Regions from separate parts of the Homo sapiens genome. Here regions 1 and 2 are each linked to region 3. The links are chromatin loops, found by intact Hi-C in ENCODE. Cell type or tissue: Calu3. All regions are shown on one strand.

Region 1 (2,500 bases), 110 kb before region 3:
AGAAAACAAATCTCAGCTTGGGTTCCTTTCCCTCATTTTCATTCCTCCTACGCCCTGTGCTTACCCCTATGGAAGCACTTACCAAAATAATCTGAAGCTCTCCCTTTACTTGTAATATTCCCCTGACCAGACTGACAGCTCCTTAAAAGTAGAAGCAGGATCCCTCTCTCTGCATCCTCAGAGCCTACATAGCTTGCACAGTGTCAGCCCAACAGCAGCTGCTCGATAAATATTTATTGAATGAAGGCAGTAATTAATTAGCCCCATCCTACTGTAGTTGGAGGAGTAGGAATTCTAAGAGCATCTAACATGGAAAAGCATCTATCACCATAACCAGCACAATGGGTGCTTAATACGGATCTGTTGAATGAATCAATTATATATTTCATTAGTCTTTATAGGACTCTTCACCTTGAAATTCAGATATACATGAAATTCAGATTAAATGGGCTTTTGTGCTCTGGATTTTAGCCCCAACTTTTATAGGAAAGTGTCTTTCAAGTTCCAAATAGCTTACAAAGCAATGCGTGGAACAACACCCATTGGTAAGCAAGAGCTCTGTGCACAACAGTGAAACCCTGTTAATCAAATTTAGTTTTTATTAGTCTATTTTCACTTCTCTTCCCTAAACCTGGAAATTGATATATGTCTCTTTGATGGAATTAAATATATATTCCTTCATTATTTTCTTCCCGTATTGTATCCAACCTTTATCTTCATGTTCTTTTTCTCTTAAGTGGATTCAACATTCTTAAGAGCTATTATAAAATGGTAAAAAGATTAAGAGAATAGTCTGACCAAATAATTAGGACAAAGTAAAAATCAAAGCAGTACACAGCACAAATAGAAAGAATTCATACTTTCAAAAATAAGATACTAAACAACTGGGCTACATGCCCTTGGAACTGCTGCATGCTGAGTTCTGGAATATATGCTAAAACTGGTCATGATCCAAATTGGATTTAAGGGGAGTCTAGCAACATGTTAAAGAACCTTCATACAAGAACCTACCAGAGCTCTTGAGGCAAGCTGTGCCCAGAAGATTTGACCCTTCATACTCAAAAATTACCCTTCCAATGCACCAGAAAAACAGAGGACATATGTAAATACTTAAGGTCACTTCAAAGACAATACTGTCTGTCACACCAAAGCCACAAGGCAAACTAAGAAGCTTTCGGGGTAGGACACTCAGTCAAATCCACCCTCAGACAGAAAAACTTTTGTCATTTTCTGGAAGATCAACTGGAACAGTTTTTGTTTTGTTTGTGAGGAAGCCTTTTTTAAAAAACAGCTTTATTGATATATAATCACATAACAATTCACCAATTTTAAGTATACAGTACAATGTTGTACAGACTTATGCAACCATCACAATCAATTTTAGCACATTTTCACCACACGAAAAGGAAACCTCATATCTACTACCTGTCACCAACCCATTCTCCCCCACCCCTGGAATCCCCCCATCCCCTCAGCCCTAGTCAGCATAATCTACTTCCTGCCTATATGGAATGGCCTATTGTGGACATTGCATATAAAAAAGAGTCATATAATATGTGGCCTCTTGTTACTGACTTCTTTCATTTGCATGTTGCCAAGCTTCACCCATGTTGTAGCATATGTCAGTAGTTCATTCTTTTTACAGCCAAGTAATATTCCATTTGATGAATAGACTACATTTTGTTGATGCATTCATCAGTTGATGGACATTTGGGTTGTGTTCATTTTTCAGCTATTATGACTGATGGTACTATGAATATTCATGTACAGGATTTTGTTTGAACATATGTTTTCATTTCTCTTGAATTTATGCCTAGGAGTGGCACTGCTGGGTTCTATGGTAACTCTATGTTTAATCTGTTGATGAACTGCTATACTATTTTCCAAAGGGGCTAAACAATTTAACATTCCCACCAGCAGTATATTAAGGTTCCAATTTTTCCACATCCTCACCAACACTTGTTATTATCTGTCTTTTTTATTACAGCCTTGCTGGTGGGTACAAGGTGGCACCTCATAGTGGTTTCAATCTGCTTTGCTCTGATAGCTAAGAATGTTGAGTATTTTTTCATATACTTATTGGTCATTTGTATATCTTCTTTAGAAAAATAGACATATTCAAGTTCTCTGCCCATTTTAATTGGGCTTTTTATTATTTAGCTGTAATAACTCTTTACACATTCTTGATGCATGTCCCTTACTAGATATAAAATTTGCAAGTGCTTTCCCTCATTCTTTAGGTTGTCTTTTCACTTTGCTCATCGTATCATTTTCAGCACAAAAATTCTGAATTTCAATAACATCCAATATATCTAATTTTTTGTTTTGTCACTTGTGCTTTTAGTGTTATATCTAATATGGCTTTGCATAACCCAAAGTCATGAAGATTTACTCTCAGGTTTCTTTCTAAAAGTTTTATTGTTTTAACTTTTACATTTATGTCTATGGGTCTGAGTTTATTGTGTGTATGATATGAGAAGGCTGTTTTTTCATTGGATAT
Region 2 (2,500 bases), 67 kb before region 3:
CTTAAACTTTTTAAGCCAGAAATGACATGTTTTCCTTAATAATTCTTCCATCATTCTATTACACACAAAAAAACTTTGAGTTTTTTGTTGTTGTTGTTCTGAATTTTTTAATTTTTTTTATTTCAGTTCTGGGATACATGTGCAGACGTGCAGGTTTGTTACATAGGTATACATGTGCCATGGTGATTTGCTGCACCCATCAATCTGGATCTAGGTTTTAAGCCCCACATGCATTAGGTATTTGTCCTAATGCTCTCCCTCCCCTTGCCCCCCACACCCCCACAGGCCCCGGTGTGTGATGTTCCCCTTCCTGTGTCCATGTGTTCTCACTGTTCAACTCCCACTTTTGAGTGAGCATATGTGATGTTTGGTAGAAAACTTTGTTTTCATATGCAACCCAAAATCTCTGAATTTGAGCCAGCATCTTCTTGTCCAAATCTTCAAATTAGTACAGCTCATATTCTTGGCCTCATATCCCCTTGGTTTCTATAATCTCTGTTCATCAAAACGAAAATGAAAAAATTCATTTTTTACAAAAATTGACAGTTCATCAAAATGGCAAATTTTGTAAAAAATGAATTTTGATCATTCTCCTAGTTTTAAAGAAAAAAAGCCATTATGATTCCCTGTTACTTAAACTGCAAAGTTTGAGCACTGGTGCTGTCAAAATCACTACTCATTTATGTTTGTTGATATAGCGTTTTTTAAAAATTAATTTGAATGTTTCCAACTCTATATAATCTTCACCTCTCCCTGTTGTTTACAATCCACTCGCTTCACTCATTTCTATGTAGCCTGCCCGACCCCTGGATGCATTTGAATTTCCAAGCCCCACCCTATAGGATAAAGTTCAAATTCTGTACTGTGGCATACAAGAGGAGAAGTGCTCAAAAAAACAATAATAATAATTATCAGCACCATCCAACTGGGCTTAGTGCTGGGGGGATCCTAAAGGCTTCCTGCAAAGTGTAAACACTTTAATTGCTGTATCACTGGGTCTGAGGAGGTCTAGAGGTACAAAAGGACACTGGAAGGGGCTTCAGATCGGTGGCTATTTATCAACCAGCTTGGAACTAATTTCAGGACAACAGCAACTCACGGAGCTCCCGCCTTTTGTCCTCACTGAATACCTAGCTGTCTGAGCTGTCCGCAATAATGCTGCCGCGCCATGAGAACTCAGCCTTTCCTTACCACTCCTCGCTGTAAAGTCCTATGTGCCAGTCTCACTGACACACTAAGCATTTTCCAAAGTGACTGTGCTCTTTCCTGACTTCTGTTTGTTTTGCCCAGGATGACTTCTCTCCCTAAACTGCCCGATACTCATTTTTTATGAGGAAATGTTTATTGCTTCCTCTGTCAACTCTTCATCTACAATCAAAGGTGTGGCCTCAGAGTGTTTTGAATGTGCCTTTATGATATAACGTTTCCCTCGGTATAATGGATATTTGTCAGTCTTCCTCTTCCAATGGACTGGGAGTCCACAAGTGCTAGGGCTGTGCTTATACTTTGTAGCTCCAGAATCCACACAGGGCAGGGGCTCTCCATGTTCCATGAATGAATGAATGAATGAATGAATGAATGAATGAATGAACGAACAAAGTTATTAGTGAAAACATTTAAAGCTAAGTAAACCTGATTCCTTTCTATTTATTCATCTCTAAAGTGGCATTAACGCACTAGATGACTTTTAACACCCTTTCTGCTCTTAAATCCAAGAATTTGCCATTGTGTGCCACAGAACATTGTAATATTGAGGACGGATACAACCAGAAGCAAGATGCCTTTTCATGGAATAGTTCTGTACTTTTTTGTCAATAACCATTGTGAGATGATCCCAGAATAATTGGAAAGAAGCCAAATCTCAGTCTTTATATAAAAGAGTGTCCAGTTGCTATATTCTAAAATACTCAAAAAGAAATGAAACCTACAGCTAGAATCTGAAAAACTACCTAGTTAGCAACGCCAGAGATCTTTCATTTTATGCTAAATCAGCCTAAAGCCAAAGAGGCCCAGCACTGGCAGGGTAACCATGGAGATATCTTTGGGGCTTAGGTAAATTTCAACTTGATTGGTAGAGCACACCAAGGATAATAATGCCAGATATATACTGTATCCTACTTCTTTGGTGGCTTTCTTACAGCTAACAAGAAGACAAAGTAGCTTCTGGTGTTTTAGAAAACACACACACACACACACACACACACACACACAAATGAAAAACAGAAAAAAAGTCCAGTTCCCTGGATTAGAAGGAAAAATACATTTAAGGTCTTGTCATATCTGAGAAGGCCCATTATTACAATTGAAATGGTTCATGATATCTCATCACTATGGAAGTATAAAATGAGACAACAAAAAAAGATGGTGTGTGTGTATGTGTGTGTGTGTGTTTACCATACAAGCTTCTATCACAAACATGACCTGGGAAGATTTACAAAGTATTGAAGTACTCAGAATAAACTGACAATCTAAGAAAGAATTAGTAGCAATTGATAAAGAT
Region 3 (2,500 bases):
GCTGAGTAAACCTTATTTTTAGCCCTAAGAAAGCAAATTCCTTCTAGCATCTAATGTCTAGATTTTTTTGGAAGTCACAACTTGACTTCTATTGAGTTCTCAGTCTATGAAACCCCGATATCTCCCACACATATGCTGCTAAGTCATAGCACTCACCATTCCTGGTGACCATTTATTCATTTAGACCATATATTGTTATTGACAGCATGTCATGTACCAAGCATAATCCAGACATACAGCCAGGTTTAAGGCAGAAGAAGTCTCTGCCTTCACAGAGTTTACACAGTGGTCTTACACAATCTGAACCATGACCCTGGTCTTAGATTTTCCAAGTTTTCCTTTGGCTTTTACATTCTTGTGAAATCTCCACCTTTTCCTTGAGGGAAAAATACCACCAGTTGTGTGTAGGCCCCACACACAGCTTTCAGATAATTCTTCCAGGAATTCTCTCTCACCTTCAAGGTAAGAGATTCTGATTTATTCAATTTAGGTGAAAAGGGAGAGGAACATAATCATTGCATCATAAGATGTTAGAAGAAAATAAGGCCAAAACGTGAAAGATGGTCAAAATAAAGCCTAACCAGGAAATTTTCATAAGAGAACACATGTTCTCTGTACAAGGAAAACTGTGTATGCATTTCTAAAAATCTTAGAGAAGAAACCCCCTTTTTTGTACATTAATTACAATGAGACTAAGCAATGCTAGTTTCTGAAGTAATCTTGAAAAGTATTTGTTTTCTACATTTTAATGCTAAGAATATAATTAGCTACTTAAAAGCAAATGCTAATACACCATTTTGTGTCCACGTTGGACACTCTTTGCACAACACATGATTTGATACTAATCTATGCCAAGATTTTCCTCTACAGTCACAAATTAACTAAAACTGGCCACAGGAATTCCTTTCTTACTGCCAAAAAGCTCTCTTTTCAGGCTTAACACTTTCCAACCTCAGCATAAAGACCCATCCCAGGTGTAAATAGCTGAAAGGAGGGAAAGAGGGAAGGAAGAGAATTGAAAAAGCAATCGAAGAGCATCTTACCGTCAGAATCTATGCTAGGTTACCGTGCCAGAGACTGCCCCCCAGTGTTTATTCTGTCCTTCTTCCTTAGGAATAGAACAACCAGCATTTAGCTATGCCAATGGCTGTGCCAAATCAAGAGGGCGCTTCCCAGCACCTCTAACAACTGGATGAAACCATATAACTAAGGATTGGCAAATGAGATGCAAGTGTACGTTTTATAGGCAACTTTGAGATGTGTTAAAGATGGTGAAGCAATGAGACAGAAGCAGCCTGGGTCCCTAAGGATCAAGAAGCTAACACAATCACCCAAAACTAAAGTGCCTGTGAACTTTGCTTACATGATAGAGAAATAAACTAATGGTTAAAGGCACCATAATTTGGGGTTGTCTGTCACTTGTGGCTGAATTTAATCCTAACTGATACAGCAAATTTATTTAATCCATACACTATTTGTATTAGGTACTGTTCATCATTGCCATTTTACATAATAAGAAACTGAGGAATATTTCTGCTAGGTCTCTCATAAGCAAGAGGGTTTCATACAGGGAAAGAAAAACATGGTAGTATGAGAAAAAAAGAAGCACAAGTTGGTGCAATATGTAGCCGATAGCACTAACTAGATTGTCATCAAAGGTTTTTATACAGAATTTTGAGGGGTAGGTACTCGAACCAAGATTTCATTCAGGTAATTGATTTAATAATGAAAAGGAAATACACCCTCGTTCTGAATTCATAACACACTAGTTGTTTACATCCTAAATTGCTGCTGCTGCTACAAACACTTCTACTCTCTGGTTAAACTGCAATGAAGTTTCCAAGCCTTGCTTAACAATTTCATCTGAAAGACAACTCTAAACCTTACATATCCTAATGTGCTGACACCCAGGGATTATCTTGGCTCCAAGGTCTCATATACCCTCAAATAATCTCAGAGACCTGCCAACCATTAGGGGCTCTGGGGTGATTTGGTTTAATAATCTCAATAAATAAACTTCACCCAATTTAACCCCACCTTTTGTATCTCTCCATGCCCCCTAGCACAGTGCTGGGAGTAACCAAGTTCATCAAAAACAGTCATTTAAAGGGACTGTCTACTATGCAAGACTCACCACTTCAACTTTAATGTCAAAATAATTTCAGTGTCTCCATATCCCTTTCCTTTCATCCTGATTCAGCATAGATAGTAATCTTTCATGTATAGCACTTTGTATTAACTTCGCCTGAGATTTACCTTTTAAGGGAAACTATTCATTTCTGCAAACAAAAAAGACTGACAGCAGTCACAAAATACATTAATTGTGATCTTAATGAAGAATGTAGTCTTATAATCATTTTTGTCAACATGGTTTTGAAGGGAGGTCAAATTCCTGCTAATAATATGTTGGTTTTGAATCTTTATAAAGACATGACAGCATGATTTTCAAGAACTTTTTTTTAAAAAACCAAATACTAGATAATTAAGTTGTAACAGTCAA

The links. Peaks named below come from ENCODE experiments on the same cell type or tissue, not always from the same donor. Only the 100,000 strongest peaks of a DNase experiment are listed, where the experiment ranks them.
Region 1: it touches region 3 in a loop (2.0-fold over the local background); 3 of 110 quality-filtered maps call a loop at or near these places.
Region 2: a loop joins it to region 3, with 2.4 times the contacts of the local background. A loop is called at or near these places in 3 of 110 quality-filtered maps.

What each region holds. Positions count from the first base shown.
Region 1 is chr14:62,033,664-62,036,163 of GRCh38, reverse strand. All of the region lies in intron 3 of SYT16 (synaptotagmin 16), which reads right to left. Among named protein-coding and RNA genes, the nearest start is that of LINC00644, 110 kb to the left of the region's middle. In Calu3, no CTCF peak of the experiment used is centred here; no DNase peak of the experiment used is centred here.
Region 2 is chr14:61,991,042-61,993,541 of GRCh38, reverse strand. The region is part of intron 2 of SYT16 (synaptotagmin 16); the gene reads right to left. Among named protein-coding and RNA genes, the nearest start is that of LINC00644, 150 kb to the left of the region's middle. In Calu3, no CTCF peak of the experiment used is centred here; no DNase peak of the experiment used is centred here.
Region 3 is chr14:61,923,735-61,926,234 of GRCh38, reverse strand. The region is part of intron 1 of SYT16 (synaptotagmin 16); the gene reads right to left. Among named protein-coding and RNA genes, the nearest start is that of SYT16, 110 kb to the right of the region's middle. In Calu3, no CTCF peak of the experiment used is centred here; a DNase peak (open chromatin) is centred at 1,074.